3 separate regions of the Homo sapiens genome follow, and all the other regions are linked to region 3. Evidence: read pairs that join two places in POLR2A ChIA-PET (ENCODE). Cell type or tissue: CD4-positive, alpha-beta T cell. All regions are shown on one strand.

Evidence for each region. Peaks named below come from ENCODE experiments on the same cell type or tissue, not always from the same donor. Only the 100,000 strongest peaks of a DNase experiment are listed, where the experiment ranks them.
Region 1: POLR2A ChIA-PET joins it to region 3 with 5 read pairs; 9 of 35 experiments call an interaction of 5 or more read pairs at or near these places.
Region 2: POLR2A ChIA-PET joins it to region 3 with 5 read pairs; 3 of 35 experiments call an interaction of 5 or more read pairs at or near these places.

What each region holds. Positions count from the first base shown.
Region 1 is chr14:73,059,756-73,062,255 of GRCh38, forward strand. All of the region lies in intron 1 of RBM25 (RNA binding motif protein 25), which reads left to right. Among named protein-coding and RNA genes, the nearest start is that of RBM25-AS1, 1.6 kb to the left of the region's middle. In CD4-positive, alpha-beta T cell, no CTCF peak of the experiment used is centred here; no DNase peak of the experiment used is centred here; H3K4me3 peaks cover 528 bases; H3K27ac peaks cover 55 bases.
Region 2 is chr14:73,770,893-73,773,392 of GRCh38, forward strand. It overlaps a transcript of MIDEAS not described here. Among named protein-coding and RNA genes, the nearest start is that of MIDEAS, 12 kb to the left of the region's middle. RefSeq lists enhancers at 618-687, 808-867. In CD4-positive, alpha-beta T cell, no CTCF peak of the experiment used is centred here; a DNase peak (open chromatin) is centred at 1,079; H3K27ac peaks cover 1,508 bases.
Region 3 is chr14:73,501,453-73,503,952 of GRCh38, forward strand. It overlaps HEATR4 (HEAT repeat containing 4), which reads right to left. Exons shown (of 18, transcript NM_001220484.1): 11 at 1,443-1,561. It also overlaps a transcript of ACOT1 not described here. Among named protein-coding and RNA genes, the nearest start is that of RIOX1, 12 kb to the left of the region's middle. In CD4-positive, alpha-beta T cell, no CTCF peak of the experiment used is centred here; no DNase peak of the experiment used is centred here.

The DNA of each region.
Region 1 (2,500 bases), 440 kb before region 3:
TCAAGTGAATCTTATAGTATTCTAATTCATTTAACTTAAAGCCTTGGTTTTTCTTTTTCTTTTTTCTTTTAAGCTTTGGTTTTTGTTCCTCTGTAAAATGAATTTATAGTAGTATCTATACGTTATTGGGGTTGGGGATTGAGAAAAACGTATGTAAAATCCTTCGTGCAGTATCCAGGTAACACACATAAGCATTTAAATCTATATTGACATAATTTGTTATTTAAGGATTTTCAATGAAATGTAAGAGTCCAACCCTGACTCTGTAATTTTTTTTTTTGTTTTGTGTTGTTGTTTTTTTTAAGACGGAGTCTTGCTGTGTTGCCCAGGCTGGAGTGCGGTGGCGCGATCTTGGCCACTGCAACCTCCGCCTCCCAGGTTCAAGCGATTCGCCTGCCTCAGCCTCCTGAGTAGCTGGGACTACAGGCGCGCGCCACCACGCCCGGCTAATTTTTGTAGTTTTAATAGAGGCGAGGTTTCACTATGTTGGCCAGAATGGTCTCGATTTCCTGACCTCGTGATCCGCCCGCCTAGGCCCCAAAGCGCTGGGATTACAGGCGTGAGCCACCGTGCCCGGCCTTCTGAATGTATTTTTAAAGTAAAACTAGTCCATGTTAACATTGGGTAACTACTTCAGACCTAACAGGAATTTGGAATTTTCAAGTTATGTTTTTGTCCACAGACAAATTAGCAGTTTACTTTTCTTATTTACACATGATTTAGTGAAAATTTACATTATTTTATAGCTTTGGAAGCAAAGGAATCATTTATCAATCTTAACATCTTGCTAAAACAGTCTGTATTTTAGAGATCTCTTGATTGACTTTTCAAACACTATCACTGCCATTCACAAAAGGGGATTTTTGATTCTTCTTAAATAGCTTTTCTACCTTTTTTTGAAAATTGAAAGTTGCTGAAACTAGAAGAACAAAATTCCACTACCCAGAATTATTGGTATTGGCTTTTAACTTTTTATTTAGACATAATTTCAGATTTACAAAAAAAGTTGCAAGAATAGTACAAAAGAAATCTCAGCTATCTTTCACCAGATTCCTCAAATGTTAACATTTTGCCAATTTGCTTTATCCTTCTCTTCATAGGTTTCTTCTGAAATGTTTTGCTAGTAAGTTGCAGATGTGATGCCCCTTAACCCATAAATACTTAAGTGTATTTTCTAAAAATTAGGACTAGTCTTACCTAACAACAGTACGACAATCAAAATCAGGAAACTAACACTGATAAAATACCTAATCTACAGTTCTTAAATAGATTTTGCCGATTTTTCTGAGTTGGTGTACTTTTTTTTTTTTTTCCTTTTTGGAGATGGAGTCTCGCTCTGTCACCCAGGCTGGAGTGTAGTGGCGCGATCTCACCTCACTGTAACCTCCGCCTCCCGGGTTCAAGCAATTCTCTTGCCTCATCCTCCATAGAAGCTGGAATTATAGGTGCCTGCCACCATGCCTGGCTAATTTTTGTATTTTTAGTAGAGACGGGGTTTGACCATGTTGTCCAGGCTGGTCTTGGAACTTCTGACCTCAGGTGATCCACCCGCCTTGGCCTCCCAAAGTGTTGGGATTGCGTGAGCCACCGCACTTGGCCAATATGCCTTTTTTAAAATGGCAGCTATATGAACTATATTGACATAGAAAATTCACCTGTAAGTGCACAATTCAATGATTTTTGGTAAATATACAAAGTTATGCATCCATTACCCCAAAAGGATTCCTTCTGTCTGTTTGCAAGTCACCCTGTTCCACCCCAGTTTCAGGCAAGCCCTCATTTTTCTGTATAGATAGTAGTAGATAGCGCTGCTTTTTTGTTTTATTTGGTTTTTGAGATGGGGTCTCTTTCACCCAGGTGGAGGGCAGTGCTGCGATCTTGGCTCACTGCAACTTCCGCATTTCAGGCTTAAGCAATCCTCCCACCCCAGCCTCCCAAGTAGCTGGGACCACAGGTGCACGCCACCATGCCTGGCTATTTTTTTGTATTTTTGGTAGAGATGGGGTTTCACCATGTTGCCCAGGCGGGTCTGGAACTCAGGCTCAAAGGATCCACCTGCCTCGTCCTCCCAAAGTGCTGGGATTACAGGTATGAGCCACTGTGCCCAGCCTTGTTTTTGTTTTTAAAAAGATGAATTCTTCCTGTGTTGCTCAGGCTGGAGTGCAGTGGCTATTCACAGGCGTAATCCCACTATTGATCAGTTTGGGAGTTTTGCCCTTCTCTGTTGGCAACCTGGTGGTTCTCTCTCATCCCAGGAGGTCACCATATTAATGCTGAATGGACTTAGCATGAACACCTGATCAGTAGCGTGCTGCAGCCCAGAACTCCAGGGCTCAAGTGATCCTCCTGCGTAGCTGTGACTATAGGCAGGCACAGGAGTGTTGCTCTTTAATCATTGAAAATGGTAAAACAACAAAAGTGGCAATGTCAGAAAAAGATCAACTCTTTTTTGGAGATTTCCAAACAATTGAGTATTTTCATACTTCTGAAAAGCTTTGCT
Region 2 (2,500 bases), 270 kb after region 3:
GAAGGCAGCTTGTTCCTTAGACACTATGGCACTTAATATTCACATGACCAGCAATGATCAGAACCAGGCTCAATGCCACTGTAGGGCGTGAAGATGAGGTTGGGGCATCTAGGAATAAACACGATATTCTAGAAAAGCACAGAGACAGTCACCAGCCCCACCTCCAAACACACACACACACAGCCATCACTTGCCATGGAACACATGAAGCTGGCCTGAGTACCCCTAATGAGCATCCAGGCGTGCCCTGAGCCCATACTCTCCATTTTCTCTCTGACCCTGGCACACCTCCAGCCACAAGGTCCTACTTCAATCTGATCACAGAAGAACAAACTCCAGTCTTTGACAGTTCTGAAATTTGGTTTTAGCAAATATACACTGGAGATAACCAGGGCCCCAGCTGGGTCTGGGCCTCCCTCCACACGCATTCTGTCGGGCAGAGCTTCAGCAGGCTCCAACCTGCGAACTCAAGGTACGCCGGGGGCTCTCCAGCTGCCACCCACCTGGGGACTCTGCACAACACCAAGGAGTCTCCCTGTCCTGCCCTGGTCACATTCCTGGGCTGGTCACAGCAACGGGATGATCATGGACCCTCCAAATAGACACTCCACGTGTTAAGAAAATAAGGCTCTCCACTCAGAAGAAAAGGCTACTACACACGAGGGGAGTGGTGGGTGAGAAGGCCATTCACCAGATGTCCAGAGATTCTGAGATGCCACAGAGATATGAGAAGGTGCTCAGAAGACAGTCAGCTGCTCAGCGCCACACCCAAACCTGCAGCTGCGCGTCCCAGCAGATCTCACGGCAAGACGTGGGGTCAGACGGCCCTGCCTGCTAGGTCAGATGTGAACTGGATGGATGTGGCTAGCATTAAAGAGCAACTAAATTCAACACTTCAATTAATATGTGCAACAATGTAAGTGAGCAAGACGCTACCTCACTAGGGCCCCACCTGGGTTAGAAAAGGCTGCAGGAGGTCAATTAGCAAAGCACACCCTCCCTGCTGCCAGTTGGAACTGCAGAAGAAAGACTCAGCTTCCTCCTGCTGTGGCAGGGGCCTGAAGTAAGAGGCAGCCCAGAGGTGAGTGGGCGGGTGGCTCAAAGCCTCACGTGCTCACTGGGCTGGTTCCATGAAAACGCAGGTGTGAAAATCGTCTGGGGCCCTGAGCCAGCTGGGGGCTGGAGGCAGAGTCCACGCTGTGAACCCGAGTTACTCAGCCAGTCTATGAAGTCAGGCCCATCTGAATCCTCCAGCCCCTGCATGCAGTGCCGGTAGCTGATAAAGACAGAGCTGTTTGGTTTTCCTGGTAGTAACAGATGGGAGTCCCTCCCCCTGGCCTCCTTCCCACCCAAATCCAAAGTCTTTGAAGTTAAGGCCTTGTCTTATAAATAAAAAAAAGATGTTATATAAATTATTAAAGCAATTTCAAACACACACACATGCTCTACCCATAACCTCTTTGCCCAAATCCAGTTATTGGCATTATGCCAATTTTTACTATGGGCAGTGTAATCAGTTTTTATGCACTTATGCAATTCTGTGTTTTACTTTTTTCATCTAAATTCATCAACATTTTCCCAAGAAACAACATTATCTTCATATTAAGATAACAGTGACACAATACTCACTGACTCTAGGTATCATGAATTATACAGCCACATGAAACACTGAGGCTGTTTACAGTTTTGGTTTTGTTTTTTTTTCTTTTCTATTTTAAGCAATGTTGCTATAAATATCTTTGGTGTGCAGGAAGGTATGAGATTAAAAAAATAATAAATAGATATCTTTGTACTTAGAGCTCTTTTCCTTTTTAGAATTAATAAATTCTTTATTCTTAAATTCTCAAGAGCAATACTAATAGATCAAAGGAAATTAACATTTTCTTACAGCTTCAAGTTCTAGTGTGTGTGTGTGTGTGTGTGTGTGTGTGTGTGTGTGTGTATTTTGTTGTTGTTGTTGTTTTCGAGACAGAGTCTCGCTCTGTCGCCCAGGCTGGAGTGCAGTGGTGCCATCTCGGCTCACTGCAACCTCCACCCCCCAGTTCAAGTGATTCTCCTGCCTCAGCCTCCCGAGTAGCTAGGGTTACAGGCGCGCACCACCACACCCAGCTAATTTTGTAATTTTAGTAGAGATGGGGTTTCTCCATGTTGGCCAGGCTGGTCTCAAACTCCTGACCTCAGATGATCCGCCCACCTCGGCCTCCCAAAGTGCTGGGATTACAGATGTAAGCCACCACGCCTGGCTTCTCATACATTTTTAATGTATATTTGTTCTTTGTGAGTTACCCGGATTATCTATTTTCCAAAGTAGTTTTCCTAGCAACACCTGTCAATCCTACCAATCAGGATCTACTCTTATAATGCACTTTTCCCAGCTCCTCAGCGTCCCTGCTATTCGGAATACGTACCCTATGACTGGTGGATGTTGGAGGTAATACAATTGATTTTCCAGGGAGAGATGACGAAGGAGGACAGAGAGGTGTGGGTAGGAAGGTAGAGG
Region 3 (2,500 bases):
CTATGTTGCCCAGGCTGGTCTTGAACTCCTGACCTCAAGTGATTCTCCTGCCTCAGCCTGAGTAGCTGGGATTATAGGCACTTACCCACTCTGCGGCTCCTATGCAGTCTCTCTCTCTTTTTTTTTTTTTTTTTTTTTTGAGATAGGGTCTTTCTCTGTTGCCCAGGCTGGAATGCAGTGGCATGATGATGGCTCATGACAGCTTTGGACTTCCTGGACCCAGGCAGTCCTCTTGCCTCAGCCTCCCAAGTAGCTGGGACTACAGGCATACACCACCACACTGGCTAACTTTTTATTTTATTTTATTATTATTATTTTTGAGACGGAGTCTCACTCTGTCGCCCAGGCTGGAGTACAGTGGCGTGATCTCCGCTCACTGCAAGCTCCAACTCCCAGGTTCACGCCATTCTCCTGCCTCAGCCTCCCGAATAGCTGGGACTACAGGCGCCCGCCACCACGCCCTTTTGTATTTTTAGTAGAGACAGGGTTTCACCATGTTAGTCAGGATGGTCTCGATCTCCTGACCTTGTGATCCACCCGCCTCGGCCTCCCAAAGTGCTGGGATTACAGGAGTGAGCCACTGCGCCCGGCCAATTTTTTTTTTTTTTTTTTTTAATTTTTAGTAGAGGCAAGGTCTTGCTATGTTGCCCAGGCTGGTCTCGAACTCCTGGGCTCAATTGATCCTCCTGCTTCAGAGTCTCAAAGTATTGGGATTACAGGCGTGTGCCACTGGGCTGGGCCTCCTGTGCAGTCTTATCCACCCTCTGTGAAACTTGGCCTTACTCCTCTAGCCACGCTGAGTATTCCATTTTTCTGCTCCAGCAGTTATGGTATATGCCATTTGTTCTAGTTTTTAATGATTTGGTATTTTTAATTAGGTGTTTGTATATTTTGCATGTGGTCATCAGAATTGCGTCATACTTTTGAACACCCTCCAGCACCGAAACCATTGCCTCACACCTACTGGGCACTCAATGCTTCTTTCCCTAGCCACATTGTTAGTTTGTAGGGACTGTTAATTTTTTACAGTGGGACCTGGTCCAGGGTCCGTACAGAGGAGCTCAACAAATGCTGGGTGGCTGGATCCCAGGCCTCCTAAGCACTTTTTTTTTTTGAGACGGAGTCTTGCTCTGTTGCCAGGCTGGAGTGCAGTGGCGCGATCTCTGCTCACTGCAACCTCCGCCTCCCAGGTTCAAGCGATTCTCCTGTCTCAGCCTCCCGAGTAGCTGGGATGACAGGCATGTGCCACCACGCCTGGCTAATTTTTTGTATTTTTAGTAAAGACAGGGTTTTACTGTGTTAGCCAGGATGGTCTCGATCTCCTGACCTCGTGATCCGCCCACCCCGTCTTCCCAAAGTGTTGGGAGCCACCTTGCCCAGCCTGCCTCCTAAACACTTCTAAGAATTTAGAAGAGTGTCTCCTCATGTTGACTGGGTCTTACCTGATTATGTCGTGCACCTCTTTCCCGAGGCTCATTTGCCCAAGCGCCTGTGCAGCTGCTCTCCTCACTTCCTTATTCCAGTCATTCCACATCAGCTGGATCAACTTATGTTTCATATCCTATAAATAGGTATGATCATTAGGTATCATCACTTAATGAATGTTAATTTTGTGCTTGGCGTTGTGCTGTTTTTTCTTCTTTTTTTACTCATCACTGTACTAATGAGGATTGTCCTGAGTGTTTTTTCCCATCGCTTACTCTCCCAAAGAATCCAGTGGGGCAGATATTACTACCATTTACAGATGATAGAATGGAGGCTTTGATCAGCTTGTCCAAGGTTAACCTGGTGAGTGCTGGAACCAGGACTCAAACCCAACTCTCCCAAGCTCATCCTTTAAACTATGTAGTATCAGTGCCAACATAACTTGTACCTGGGAGACTTAAAATTTGAAAGTGATACTTGATGAAGTGACTAGCTCATTGCAGTTTGCCTGGGACTCTCCTGGTTTTGGTCCTGAAAGTCCCATGGCCTGGACAAACCAGAACAGTTGGTCACTCTATAAGTGCACTTCTCTCAGAGAGGAATGGGCAAAGATTACTACACGATGATGTGTAAATGTGCCCACGCTGTTCTTCCTGCTAGAAGTATCTCCCTTCTCTACTCCTACCTGGTACTTGATGTCTTTGTAGTCTTCCTTTAGGATTTACCTCAAAAGCATCTCCTTCCTATCTCTTTTATTAAAAATTTTAAAAAATAAAATAAAAACATCTCCTTAGTGAAGTCTTCTTTGCCCCTTGTAAGCACAGGAAATCCCCACAACACCTTATAGCTGCTTCTGTTCTAGCTATTTGTAACATTTACTAACGGAAGACTTATCCCTGCACCCCCAGGGGTAGCATAGTGCCTAGTGCGTCGGATGTGGTCAGAAACTGCATGCTTACTGAATGAGTGAAAAGACTCATAGACATACTGCCTTTCTTAGCTCCAGCAATCTGCCATGAAGTCCTCATCATCTTTACCTCAACCCCTGCTAGCTCTGCATGTCTTTTTACTTTCA